Regions from separate parts of the Homo sapiens genome. Here region 2 is linked to region 1. Evidence: chromatin contacts called from ENCODE Hi-C or POLR2A ChIA-PET data. All regions are on one chromosome and are shown on one strand. The core of a region is the stretch at or near the end of the contact, and the rest is flanking DNA. Distances in the headings are between cores, read along the strand shown.

Region 1 (7,518 bases), core at 1,325-3,824:
AGATTGTTCCTTTAAGCTACCATGTGAAGTAGCAGGATGCTTTTGTTCTCATCTTATAAGTTGAGGAATTAGAACTCATGCCAGTTCTGTTTTTTGATTCCAAGTTCTATGAGCACAGATTACAGCAAAACCATCCTCTGTCAAGTAGAAAGAACCAGTTTACTTGGGATAATAAAGTCACTCTTCTTGTCACTGAAAATATGGCAATGAGTGAAAATCACAGAAGTCTCTGCTCCTTTGAGGTTTAGAAATGATAGTAAGAGCAGACTTACACCTTCCATCTTCCCAGGAACTGATCAAAATATACAGAGAGGCAAAAACAGTGGAAAATAAAACTATTAGCATTTAAAGATATGGGAATGGTACCAAACACATCAATGCAATGTAGAAAACAAAAACAGAAGTAAAGAACTTAACACTCAATTCAGCCCTGTACGAATTAATGACTGAACAAAGGAATGGGACAAGTGAAAATTGACAGTCTTTGAGGTCATAGGAGAGAGAAAGGGGAGAACAGAAGGAAGGGAAAGAAATACTCAGGAATGCAGTTAATAATGGATATGCGGCAGAGTTAAATAAAGAAAATTATAGAGCTACTGAATGACATAAAAGACACACAAGAAAACATGAGATATTTGGACACAATAATATTTTGAAATGAAACATCTTTAAATCTATAACTTGAAAACAATGGATGTTTTACAGGTGGCATTTATCTTTAAATCTATAACTTCAACATAATGAGAATTTGTAGGGAGAGATGAGCAAAGCAGGATAATTCTAACAGGATAATTCTATATAAGTAGAGTAATGAGCTATTGGGATTTAATTTGATACAAACAGAACCACTAAGGCAAGTATTTGTTTTTGTCACTTATGTAAATTTTTTTTAACTGGGATGAAATTAAGTCACAGCAAGGGAGACTTAGCACCAAAGGAAAACTTTGTGTTTGAACATCTAATTTTTATTTAGAGATACAGTCCATATGACATAGACTGTTTATGATGGGACTGAGGTCTGCTAAGTGACTCACAAGAGAAATCCTGCTTGGTAATGGGTGTAGGCTATATGTCTATTAAATCAAATATTTTTCACACATACATTCCCTTTTGTTCACTTAATGCTTTACTTGGATTTTTAAAGTGTCTTCTTCAGTAATTCCTTTCTACAATATTGTGGACTTATCCTTGGGGAAGAAACACATTGTTCGGGTTTCTTTGAAGAGATTTTTCCGGAAATATTGATGTTCTGTGAATGATTTGACTTTAAAAAAAATTTGTATATACTTTTAAAGTTGGTTTTATTTTTAAAATATCTCATAGAACTTTTGATTTTGTGGCCATGTATTCTTAGAGATGATAAACAGTTACCACCATTTATTATACCTTTGGGAACTACCTTGTCAATTTCGATAGAATTTTCCAATATTTTTTCATTATAGATTTTGAGCAGCTTTCCTATTTCAAGTTGCTTTATTCCTTCTAACAAGGGCCCGTATAAAAATGTTTATATTATCTAAGTGTTCTCAGTAACTGACAAGAAAAGAACCAGGATTACTCTGACTTTATGTTGACTTCTAAGGGAAGAGGAACCTATTTATCCAGTCATGGTTGAAAGTCGACGCTTAATGTGCTCAAGTACAGATATAGGTTTTACACTGGAGAGAACCCTAGACCTATATCTGTACTAGAATCTAGTACAGATATAGGGTTTACACTGGAGAGAATCCCTAGATAAGCATGGGATAAAGTGCCAGAAAAGGGCAAAGCGCTTGCCAGTGCTCTTATTTTTATTCCAGCCACCTGGAAATAGAGTCATATGGATAACAATGGCAAGATAATTCCATTACTTTATTACTTGAAACTTACCAGAAATATGAAATAATTTCAGTGACCCTTAAGCAAGAATACTGGTAAACTAGATCTACTTCTATCATAGGGCTCTGGTGATCAATAGCACTAAGATCTTTGGCAAGTTAGTTAATCTCTGCCTCAGTTTATGCACTGGCTTCATGGGGATACTATATTCCTCATCAAGCACTTGTGAAAATTAAATGAGATAATGTATGGTAAGCACTTAAGACCACTCCTGGTAATCATTTGTACTTGAAAATAATAGTTTTATAATTTAATTTCTGTATTCTTTTTCTTCCACTCTGGATACAATTCCAACTAGGCTTGATAACATTTGGAGCTGTACACAGACTGCTGTGTTATGATATTTATAGAGATTCTTGTTGCAGGTAGCAGAAACTGACTCTGACTAATGAAGCAGAAAAGGTGTTTATTAACAATAACAAAAATGGGTAACTCATGGAATGCTAGGGTGCTAAAGAACCAGGCTCAAGATTCAGCTTCCAGGAACACTGCCCAGAACTATGCCAAGAGCTGGCTTGCTGACTAAACTGGCACTACTCCCACCCTCCACACCCTCCTGCCAGGAACTCCAATTTACTATCACCCCTACTGGAATCATTTCAGACCCAGAAATGTAATTTTGCAACCTCTGCCATTCAGAAATCCAGCTGCTTCTGCCACTGCCCTCAAGCAAAATGGGTTCTGTGCAGATAGATTCTCCTTCCTGTTGCTCAATTTTGAATTGAGGTCTTGTGTTAGTGATCTCATTCATTGAGCCTGAGCACCAAAGATGAAGAAATTAAGTCTTGTGGATTCTATCTTGGAGAAGCTCAAATCATAAAGGTGGAAATTCTCCAAAATAAGGATGTTCAAAAGTTGGAGGAACAGAAAATTGTCCATTGTAAATCAGTGCAGGAGGAAATTTTTTTCTGCTTTGAGCAACCGCTGTTAAAGAAACAGTCATGTTAGTGTGCCTTGTTCATAAGTGAAGAGTCTGCTTGATTTATGGTGGTTTGTCTCTGATCCAGATCCAAATGTTTTGACTACTTGACTCACAGTGTATTAGAATACACTTCCTTTGCATCAACCAGTAAAACACTGAAACCTTATGCAAAGGCAACAGCATAGCTGATATTGTTAGCTTCTAAACTACACTTTTGAACATGCTGTGATAACTTTGGCTAATATATATATATTAGTATTTCACACTAGAATATTGATTTCATTCAGTATGGAGTAAAGGAAAATGGCTTAAACATAATGGCATGATAAGATTACTAGTAATAATGAGTTGGCTTTGTTTAAAACCTTTGTTTGAGTCAGCATTATGAAGCGTGGGAGAAATAAGTGCCAGATGACATGTCCTATCATGGTAAATGCTACGAGTTGCAATGAGGATGCCAGAGAAATGTGATATTAAAATAAAGGGCAAAGGGGAAAATAATTGAAATGGCTAAAAATTCAATCCTTCTGTTATTAGTTAACATAATTTACATTTAAAAGAATATACACAAGGAAAGAATCTATAACATTATGTACAGAGCCATAGTTTTCAAAAGTCCTGAGAAGCAAGCTAAAAATAGCAAGAGTAAATTTTTTACCTTTATTTCACAGGAAAAGAGAAATAGCATTTTTTTTTCTGGATTGAACTAGTTCACAGGAAGTTCCTTTACATTTAAGTTACTATTTATTTTAATTTGTTTAACTTGAGCATTTATACCTAATGTGAATTGCAGGTTAATCTATTTTTAATTAGAGTAAATGAAAAAGATTTTCAACTGACGTCAAAGGAACTAAGGTTTAAATGTCAAATTTACTAATACAATAACTTTAAGTGAACAAGATTTCAACTTAAGCAAGACGTTATTCCAATTCAATTGTCTGTTATAGCTTAACATTAACACTAGTTGGTACACTTTTACTAAACACTTCCTGTCCCCCTTATTTTAGAAGAAGAAAAATCTGAGGCTTTAAAACTTGAATCAGTTGACCAAGATGACAAGGTTGGAGGGTATTAAAGCAAGACTTTGAACACAATCTGACCCCAAACCTTACTGCCTAAAACACTAGTAGTAATAATAGTTAACAGGGACACAGCAAGTTTTTCTATGTGCAAGGCACTATTGTACACACTGTATAAATATTTTGTCCTTTAACCTTCACATCAGTACTATAAGGTAGGAATAAATATTATCTTCATATTACAGAGGAGAAAATCAACACACAGAGACACATAATCTGTCCAAGGTCACACAGCTTCACACAGCTAGTGAGGGACAGACCTAAATTTTGAAACTGGGAGTCTGGCTCAAAGCTCAGGCTGCTAAATAATCCCCTCCCCTAAATCTATGTCTGCTTTATTTTAAAATATTTTATATCCTGATACATTATATGTAAAGGCTGAATGTCAAGCTAGAAGGTACTTTTTTGAAGTTTCTGCTTTTAAATGACAGACATGATAGGGACTGGTCTTACACTAGTGAACAAGGTGGATAGATCCACACCCACACTAACTTAAAAGCTTAGGAGGGATGAGAGAATACAGGAGTGCGTGTTAATATAGGGAACATACAAGATTTATGGGATTCCAATCAGATGACATGAGTTAATTCAATAAGCCAGATTAGGTCCCTTTGATTATATAATGCTTAAACTGATAAGTGAATGTTAGGTGCTATCTAGGAACTCATGGGGATGAATTTCAGTGTGACAATGTAGAAAGTCTGCAGGTATGATGGTAAGAGACAATAATCTAATGGAGAAACTGAAAACAGATTCTCAGAGCCTGAGAAGTGATGGTGAGCATACTATTATTCGAGGATGGAAAACTGTATGGGAAAAATTCATGTGGGGCTGTGATAAGGGTGGGCAATTAATTATTCTAATGGAAATGGGATATCATCAAGACATTTTAAATAAAATGGTAAAGTGTCAGATTTGTGTTTTAGTAAGATTGTTTGGCTTGAAGAACAGAGGATGGATTGTAATGGAGCAAGACTGGAGGCAGATAGATAAAGTTATAAGTCTATTCCAAATGCCCAGGCAACAGATGCTGGTGACCTAGACCAGGAAGCTTTCAGTGGCTGAGGAGAGAAGGAGACAGGTGATGGAAATATTTAGAAGGTGAACTCTCCTATTTGTGGCCAAGTACATGTAAAAGATGACAGAGAAGTAGTAGTTCAGGTTAACTCTTAGATTTCTAGACTCAGTGACTGGGATAATGGTGGTGCTACTTACTAATTCAAAGAACATCACAGTAGAGCAAGAGGACGACAAGGTCATTTTTGGAGTATTGAGTTTGAAGTGCTTAAAGGAAAACTAAATGGACATGTCAATACGTAATACAGGTTACAAGACAAAAGTTTAAGCTGGGAATGGACATTTTGGAGTCATAAGTTTATACTAGGTATCAGTAGGGAGAACTTTAAGAGAAGTTACCTCCCCCGCCTTTTTTTAGGGAGAGCTACAAAATGTTAACTTTTAAAGGGTCCAAAAACATATAGAATTTTAGCCAATTATTATAATTGGCTAAAATACAGAGTATATTTACAAAATTATAAATGTTGCAATAGCCTTTTTATAAATGATTTTTATAAAGATGGAGATCCAAATTCATTATTAAAACATCTATTGCATCCCTCCCAGAAAAGACAAGTTTTAGTTTTGAAATACAAAGACGGAAATTCTGAAAAATAAAGGCAACAATTTCCTTACAGTGAAAGAATGAGTATGCTATCCTTGTGATGACTTTGCTTGCTTGCAGTAATGAGTGAATGACTTTGAATTATACGAAGGTTAATTAACTGGTCATTCTTGATGAGAGTGTAACTCTGTTGTGGGTCATTTGTGACAAACAGTAAATGCATGGCAGATTTAACTTGACATTCCTGTTTCAGGCCATCCTTTGAATAAAATTCTAAATGCACTTTCTGTTGAATTTTGACTGCTGCCATATGTACGAATTAGCAAAGTCTAAGCAGCTGGATGAATGTACGGATTTGATGCATTAAATCTGTTCAAAGGCACAAGTTTCTGGAGAGATGGTGGTTTAAAATGTCTCTAATGAAAAGATGTCTCTAAGGGGTTCCTGCATAGCAGCCAATGCAAAATTAATAGAGGAAAAAGAAGTTTCAAAAAAGATCCACGACTCAGCTGATAAAAGAGAGGCCAAAACTATTTAAAATGTCCTAAATGATTTTTGCAAAGGGTAAGAAAGCATAATAGGCTAGAAATTAGAGATAATACAGTTTCTTGAAATGATTCTACCCAACACACCACATTTAGTTCTGTAGGCTGTTAACTGCAGAAGTATTCATTGTGAATGGTGCCCCCTGGAAGTGTGCAATGAATAGTTGCCTATTCCTTTTTGATTTTGTGAATAATTCTGCTGCCAGCAAACAATTATTTTTTTCTTTGGCCAAACATTTTACCTCAACAAATAAGATACAAAAACATAAATTTTGTTCACATAAAGCAATACCATAAATTATACTGATTAATTTCATAAATATTGAATGCAGTTTAGTGAATTGGAAATTTATGGTTCAGTGCATAAATACCTAATATATAATTCTGGAACTCTAAAACATAATAAGGATATTGCTTTGCATTATATGACATACATTATATACTGCCTTGAAACACCTTATATATTTAGGATTTTTAATTATTCCACTCAACCAATTATATCTAACTAAAATTATTCTAGAATTGTTGAAAATGCCAATTCAGTTTAATGTGATAAAATGACATTTGACTGGAATCTATTATAACTGGCATTGTGGCTGTTTTGATTTATTTTCAGTACTGAACACAGATATCATTTATTTTAATATTTCTTTTCTCTGGCAATATAAGAAGAGCCTAGTAAGCCAAGGCTTATGAATAAAGCATGTGTTTGTTTCATTAGTATTTTCATGATTAGCTGTGTGGGGACTTACGGATGTGTTGTAGGGAATAGAGATTGAACTAGGGTATAGATTTTCTCCAGATAGAGACAGACGCCATATGTTTTTGTAAAAATGAATAACTTGTATTGATTTTCAAATATTTTATTATACATAATAATAAGGAAATATTCAAATTTTCTTGCTTTATTAGTCCAAGGAAAACAAAACAAAATAAAATATGATTGCTTTATTTAAAAGTATCTCATAATTGTGTGGTGGCCAAAAGATATTCTTTTATGTTAAAAATATTTCTGTGGGTATGTGTATTAGTAAAATGACAGAAAATAAGTAAATAAAAGAACTCCCAGTTGGTATATTAATGGTTTGATACATTTTTGTATCCTTACGTACATGCGTATACACACACACACACACCCCCCACACACACACAGCAAAGTTGAAATGATTACCTTGATATTTCCAAGACTATTATTCAGTTTGGATTTATGTTGTGATAGTCTGCTGACAGGTGAGAAAGAGTGAAGGCATATACAGTTATAACAACAGAAATACTGCACTTCCTGTGTCTGATAATTTGTGGTTTTGCATTTGGATGATTACATACATGTTTCATTGCACAGGAATGTTTCTGTTATATGTTATTCAAATTTTCTGATAAAACTTAAGGGTCATGGAAAAGTAAGTCTTTGAATAAATACAGATTATGATTTAATTTTAAAATAATATTCAATATACCATGTGATAAAGATTA
Region 2 (7,518 bases), core at 1,528-4,027, 75 kb before region 1:
GTCATTCCTGGTCTTTTTGGCTTGCCTCTCCTGGTCTGCAGCCTCCATCCAATAAGTGAGCTGGGGTGAAGATGATTGTAACCTCGGTATTCTCAGCTTGCTGTTCCTGGGCTAGAGCTTATGTTCTGAGAGTGGGAGCTGCTTAGAGATCCTTGACCCTTTGTTTTCACTCATCTGGAATTTACCTTGGCCAATGCAGAGCTATGGGAGATGATAAATGCTGCTGGCTTTTCGTCCTGGGGAGAGATAGCACAACCCTTGAGCTGAGGTGTGGGGGATCTCTGTGTTTTTGGCCACACTCACCTGAAGTGGCTCTCTTATCACCTCCAGTATGGAGAGGACAGGAATGGGCAGGTCATGGCTCAAATGCCGGAGACTATTGCTGTTCTTGCCACAGTTTAATAGATTTTCTTGAATAAATGTTTCTTCATGTTTAATGTATGTACTTTGGACAATGTCTCAAGACTTAATTTTTTAAAAAGTAATTTTTACCAAATATGGCTGTTTGACTGGGAAGCTGATCCACAAACCTCCTCACACTGCCTTTCTGGACATGTATTTCCAGGTTAGCTTGCCTTTTGATTGTCCTCAAGATATTGTATGTTTGGTAGGCAGAGGCCTGACTTTGTTATTACCTTTATTTGGAGGTTAAGTATGGTTTAATGAAATGTGGATGTATGCCAAATCGAAAAGAGGCTGATTGTGGTCACTTTGCCTTGTGTCACTTTGGCTCGACTGAACTACATTTCCCAGAATTCTCATTCTGGTATGTTTCTGGTTAGGATGGCCACATGAGAGATTCTTCTGGGATTATTTGGAGGGCAGAAGTACAGCAACAGCCGTTTTCACTCTCACACACTGTTGCTTATTTGCTGGTTCACTTTATTGTTGTGAGGCAGCAGCCAGGCCTGCAACTGTTCCACATTTCTTTGAAAGCATTTAGTTTTTCTGACTTCCAGGCAGGTGTGTGTGTTGAATAAATGTCCCAGCTTTTTTTAGACACCCATTCTACCAGGTTCAAAGGCTTGTATTTGTGGGTTCCAGTGTTTTCTTTCTGTGTCTTACTTCACATCCACTTTCCCATCCTGATTGTCTGACCTATAGAATTTGAGCTCCAGCATCAGACTCTTACAGGAAAGGGGTCCTGATCCAGACCCCCAGAGAAGGTTCTCGGATCTCGTGCAAGAAAGAACTCAGGGCGATTTCACAGTGCAAAGTGAAAGCAAGTTTATTAAGAAAGTAAAGGCATAAAAGAATGGCTACTCCATAGTCAGAGCAGTGGTATGGGCTGCTGGATTGGTATAATTGTAGTTATTTATTGATTATATGCTAGACGAGGGATGAATTATTGATGAGCTTTCCCAGGAAAGGGGTAAAATCTTTACCCTTTTACCCCGGAATTGAGGGTCTCTCCAGTTTTTAGACTATATAGGATAACTTCCTGATATTGCCATGGCATTTGTAAACTGTCATGGCACTGGTGGGAGTGCCTTTTGGTAAGCAAATGAATTATAATTAGAGTATAATGAGCAGTGAGGATGACCAGAGGTCACTTTCATCACCATCTTGGTTTTGGTGGGTTTCGGCCAGCTTCTTTACTGCAAACTGTTTCATCAGCAAGGTCTTTATGACCTGTATCTTGTGCCAACCTCCTATCTCATCCTGTAACTAAGAATACCTAACCTCCTGGGAACGCAGCACAGTAGGTCTCAGCCTTATTTTACCTAGCATCTATTCAAGATGGAATTGCTCTGGTTCCAACATCTCTGACAAGACATAAAGGCGACCGTTTACAGACACTACTAAGCCCGCCTCACAATTCTGAGAAGTCAACTATCTGTTAAAAATTATTATGTATGTATATATCTCTTAGTGCTTCCGCTTCTTTCACTGAAACTCAATGATACAAACATCAACAAATCTTTTTTGTTTTTTTGTTTCCATTGAAGAACTTTCTAAACATAACTCTGAAGCACAATTATACAAAAACAACAAACAAAAACACTTTTGGGGTGAGGCTGGAGAAGGACAAAGAGGTTGGGGTATATAGAGAATAATCTTCTGTACCTTTATTGTAGAGGGACCCTGAAGAAACTTGAGACAGAAAATTATAAAAACAAGATTCCTCTTCCGTGTCACACTCTCCTTTTCAAAGCCATGACCCCTGGGGAGACTAAGACACTCTTTCACTGGGACACAGGAGAGCACCAGGGAGCTAAGATGGTGTCTCTGGACCTCCATAGAAACCCATAATGAGTAAGACTCTCAGCTTCATCACTTTTAACTTTGAGACCTTGGGAAGGCTACTTAACCACTCAGTTTCCTTCTAACTTAGGACACTATTCTGAGATGATAACATTTGTGCTAGCTGTTATCATTATTATTCCCCCATCTTGCCTCAGGAGTTCAGTTTCCTCCACATTGGGAAGTTTGTGATGAGCTGAGAAAATGTTGCAGGCAGCCCTACTCGGCTGACTCAACACTGGCTATTTTGGTCCCCAGTGTCAGGGTTGCTGGCCTTCCATATATCAGTGTTCCTCTTACAGATTTCTGAGGTCCCCAGATCTTGTACTGGTTTTCTGGGTCTTCTGAAGTTGGCTCCAAACCAAACTGTTTGCTATGAGCCATCATAATGCTTTCTCCAAGAGGAAACAGTGTTTCCCTAAGTTGTAACATTTCCCATTGTCCCTCTGAGGAGATTGGGCCTTTGGGTCCCTCAAGAACCCTGCTTTTATAGGTTTATTGCTCCATCTGCTGGAAAGATGTATAATACAAGCAAGATCTGGGGGCTGAGATCTCACTGGATGCCTGGCACTGGGCTAAGATCTGCACCCACATTACCTGGTTTCACTTCCACAAACACTCTATCAGTTCTGTCTTACAGCAGATAAAACTAATGCTTACAGGAAGTGACTTCTCTCTATCATTCAGCTGGCCTGCCAGCATTGGACCCAGCTAGTCTGGCTCTGGAAAGTGCATTTTATCACTATTCTATAACCATAGCTGATTTGGGCTCCGTTAGGGTTGGAGTAGAAATCTTTCCTACCCACTAATAAACGTATGTATTCTATGTGTGGTCTTCTCAAAGGAACTCACACATTCAGAGAAAAATATCTACTTCATAGAATTTCGAGGAGTCGAGAAAATATTTTAATGCAAGCAATCTAGCTTAGTGTCTGACATGTAGTAAGTTCTAAATAAATGCTATTTACTTTACCTTCCTCTAGATCCTTATAGTGCCCTCTCACTTCCATCTAACTGTGGGAACATTTCCTATAGCCCTAGAGCATATTTCTGAAGAACTAAAGATGTTTTAACCCTCTTTTATCATGGGACCCTAATCATCATACTTTGAGTTCCCATTTCCAGTTCAGAAGGCTCTGCCTCAGTTTCCTCCCCATCACAAGACCAAAAGGCCCTTAATGCAAGTAAGATCCTTGAGGACTTGCTTTGATATTTCAGTGTTAACAAGGCAGGGACAAGATCTGTCTGCTCTTCATTCCTAACTTCCTAGGTACTAGATTTAGCAGTGTTAGCACTAGCTCATATTTGCAAATCTCCTTGCAAGTCCAGATTTGCTCCTGTACAAAGGAGGTGATTCAGAATGCCTTTCCTTTAGATTAGTATGTAATGCAATGTCATGTCGATTAGTCAATAGAAAATATGAATCAGCATGTTTGCTATCAGATCAAAACGACTTGCAACATATATTCATCATTGAGGGGTTTGGCCTTTATTACCAGTGCTGGGAAAATGCCTGGATATTTAAATATTTAAATGCCTGGATATTTAAATATCTATGTCTTTCCCAGTTTAAACTTCCTGTGCAAATTAAAGAGGCTCGACCCAGTGACCTCTAAGGTTTATTTATCTTAAATTCAGGTGCTTTCATATTTCATATCTTGTTCATATTTACCAAAGAATAACCTTGGCACTTTGCTGGGTATCTCATTAAGATTCAAAAATAGGTACCAGTGTTCTTACTAATTCTAGCTTGAAAACTATAATTAATAATATACAAATTTAATTTATGGTATTTTAGTGACATTTTATCATACTTTTATTGCAAGGAAATTTGCTTTTTTTAACTCCTGGTTTATCAATGTTTACTTTTTTTTTTTTGAGATGGAGTCTTGCTCTGTCACCCAGGCTGGAGTGCAGTGGCGCTATCTCAGGTCACCACAACCTCTGCCTCCTAGGTTCAAGCGATTCTCCTGCCTCAGCCTCCCAAGTAGCTGAGACTATAGGCGCGTGCCACCACGCCCAACTAATTTTTTGTATTTTTAGTAGAGACGGGGTTTCACCATGTTAGCCAGGATGGTCTTGATCTCCTGACCTCGTGATCCTCCCGCCTCAGCCTCCCAAAGTCCTGGGATCACAGGCGTGAGCTACCACGCTTGGCCCAATGTTTACTTTTAAAAACAGCTTAAACGTAAGAGAGCTTTTATATGTAGTTCTTGATAGGAAAGTTTAATGGTCAAAATTTGAAATATGATGAAAAACATTTCATAACTATCGATTTCACAGATGAACTTTAAAATTGTAACATACGCTATTTTTATTAAAAATATCACCACTCTGTATATAATTCTGAACATTTCTGAATAACGTTAAGTCGACTAGTTATAATACACCTTAAAAAGAATGTTTTAAATTTGTCCCTCCTTCTGTGGGAGGAAAGTTGGCCTAGTTGAAGCTAGGAATCCGTGACTCTAATCCAGGTCTCCTTTATAAAAAGAAAATATACTTTAAAGAACTTGGGGATCATCTTATCAAAAAGGATTAGAAGATGTACTAGAGGAATTATCATTTGTCTGGAGAATCAAATGGCTCACAATGGTTATTACCCTGCTTAAGTATATAGTAAAATAGACTGATTACAGCTTCCTGCTTACCAGGATTAAATACTATAATTTCTAAAATGCTCCTCAGGTATTTTAAATCCTTGTTCATTTTTTTTTTATTTTTCGCTCGTTGGCATTTTGTGTTGTAATTAGTGTGCAGAGAAAGTCTGCATATGTCTATTGTATGAGCCCCTACACCTGTTTTACCGTCTGTCTCTTTCAACAGATTACTTTAAGGGCAATACAAAATACTTTGATTTTTCAATTCAAATCAGTCATATTGGTAATATGGCATTGCTCTGCTAACTAATAAATTATTCTGCATCTCAAAACATGTGATCTGAAAGACAGGAAAGGTCCAAGAGCACGTGTGCAAAGGAGTGCACCCTTGTAGCAGCAAGATTTGTATTGCATTCTGCTCACATGGATTCCAATCTGTAGTATTTTATTTGACTGGTATACTTTTACAAAATAAATGAAATCAAGAAATTTGAATGTATGTGTTTCAAGGAAGCCCAGTAAACTTTACTTATATTGAAAAGGTAGGCCGGGTGCGGTGGCTCACGTCTGTAATCCCAGCACTTTGGGAGGGTGAGGTGGGTGGATCACGAGGTCAGGAGTTTGAGACCAGCCTGATCAACACAGTGAAACCCTGTCTACTAAAAATACAAAAATTAGCCGGGCGTGGTGGCACATGCCTGTAATCCCAGCTACTCAGGAGGCTGAGGCAGGAGAATCGCTTGAACCTGGGGGGTGGAGGTTGCAGTGAGCCGAGATCATGCCACTGCACTCCAGCCTGGGCAACAGAGCGAGACTCTGTCTCAAACAACAACAACAACCACAAAAAAAAAAAAAAAAAGGAAAGAGAAGGTAAAAATCTAGATAAGGACCTCCACCTCTCAGTATTTGCTTTAGACTATAAGAACACTGTACCCTTCAAAGGCTATTTATTTCCCTCCCAGGACGTGGGGCCTAATGTTCTATGGCACATTTGTCATGCGACAGCATGATTTGTTTGCCTACATATTAGAATTCTCTTGCTTCAAAGATGAAACAGCAACTGAATATAAAGTTATATATTTGGGGTGGGAGTTGATATAGATATAAATAGCAGAACTCTTAATATTAATTATTAGATAACTTAAGCATAGATAGCAAGAAACAGACTAGAGTAGCATGACAAAAAATTTAAAAGTCATTTTGCTTTAAGTCATTTTGTTTATCTGAATTTCATATTCCAGCTACAATTCTCCTTATAAATCAGTATTTTCTAATCTCACTCTTGATGCAATGCTAGAGCTAACTGTGCTGAATAATAATGTTTTTCCTCAGGTACAGAGGAATGAAGAAGGAATAAACAGACCTTCTGGATAATTGCATCAGCCTTCCCCACTATTCCAATGCCATGCTAACATTTCAAGTAATGTCCCTTTTGTCTTGCTGAGAAAAAATCATTTCATGATTTATTACACTGGATTAAAGGCTATGCACACTCTGGAGTTGGAACATGACTGAAGGGCAAGCAAGCATAAAGGATATCAGAAACAGTTGATGTGTTTAAATTTTTCTGAATTTCTCAAGTAAACTTTTTAGAAAGTAGTCTGAAGATAAAATGGTTATATAAGTTACTTAAACTGTAGATGATGGCACCTTTATCCCTATATAATAAAATTAAGGTAAGAATTAGTTCTACAAAAAGCTTTCTCTTTTAGAGATTTCTGTTTTATCAGATTACTGTTTGCCAAAGTGAATTTCATAATATGTGACTTTTTTTCAGTATCATTGATTGTCATTGAGCTTGAGAGCCTGAGTTTTTGCTGAAATTGTTCCAATGCACAGAAAATGCCATAAAATTGAGCCTACCGTGGGTTTTTTTTTTTTTTTTTGGATATTACCTACACTTGTAGAAAATCAAAGTTTATTCTAGTCTTTGTATGCTCTGCATATCTGAAATACAAGAGGGGCTTCTGTCAGTCTGGAAGTGATGATATTTGATTTCTCATTTCTTACTATGGTCTCTCTCCAGATAAGTAAGTTAGCTAATTCATCTACTTGATCCTCAATTAATGGCCTTCTTGATTAAATAAGAAGATGACAAGGTTTCTCCTTAATATGAAATTTAAATTACACAGAGCAAAAAAAAATTGTATTAATCTTTAATACCTCCCATGGAGACTTGAATTCTTCACTATACAGTCCAATAAATGGAATATTTAAATATTTAAAGGTTCCAGCAAAAAGTTCCAGCCAGCTGTACTGTTCTAATAACAAGGTCTATCAACTTTTTTTTAACTGAGCAATTTTATGATATTTTGTGAAGAGAAAGAAAAAACCTGCTTAGCCAGCCAGTTACCTGCTTACTTAAGGCAGATTATTTATCCTAGAGGTCCCATTGTCTAAGGCAGATTATGTATCCTATTGTCTTCTACTGACATTCATTTCTATTCATCATTTATAAACTTTATTGAAACATAATTTCAAAATAAAAAGATATGCCATCATCATCACCAACAAAATTATGTTGATGATAGAAATCTTATTGTTTTCTCAGACTTAATCTATCCTCAAAATATAATTTTCAAAACATTTAAAGACTTGATTCTTTTACAAGTTGAGAGAGGATGAGTCAACAATTTATTTAATTAATGATGAAAACAATAGGATTGTAAAACTG

What was found. Hi-C counts contacts between places; a loop is a spot of excess contacts on that map. ChIA-PET counts read pairs that join two places held with the same protein, here RNA polymerase II (POLR2A). Pooled maps may share reads with other maps.
Region 2: a map of mammary epithelial cell shows a loop between it and region 1 (5-fold over the local background). The contact joins two enhancer-like sites. A Hi-C loop is called at or near these places in 2 of 168 maps with a recorded cell type or tissue (MCF 10A and mammary epithelial cell) and 1 of 50 pooled maps. POLR2A ChIA-PET finds 5 or more read pairs at or near these places in 1 of 52 experiments (MCF 10A).

What each region holds. Positions count from the first base shown.
Region 1 is chr4:137,956,232-137,963,749 of GRCh38, reverse strand. No RefSeq gene overlaps it. Among named protein-coding and RNA genes, the nearest start is that of SLC7A11-AS1, 130 kb to the left of the region's middle. Within about 2 kb of position 2,574, at least 3 of the 41 ENCODE cell types and tissues checked have a DNase peak (open chromatin) inside an H3K27ac peak, as active enhancers do; they include mammary epithelial cell, where a contact is called at or near this core.
Region 2 is chr4:138,031,175-138,038,692 of GRCh38, reverse strand. LINC00616 (long intergenic non-protein coding RNA 616) reads left to right here. Exons shown (of 11, transcript NR_037866.1): 9 at 6,177-6,520. All of the region lies in intron 3 of LOC105377447 (a long non-coding RNA gene), which reads right to left. Among named protein-coding and RNA genes, the nearest start is that of SLC7A11-AS1, 54 kb to the left of the region's middle. Within about 2 kb of position 2,777, at least 2 of the 41 ENCODE cell types and tissues checked have a DNase peak (open chromatin) inside an H3K27ac peak, as active enhancers do; they include mammary epithelial cell, where a contact is called at or near this core.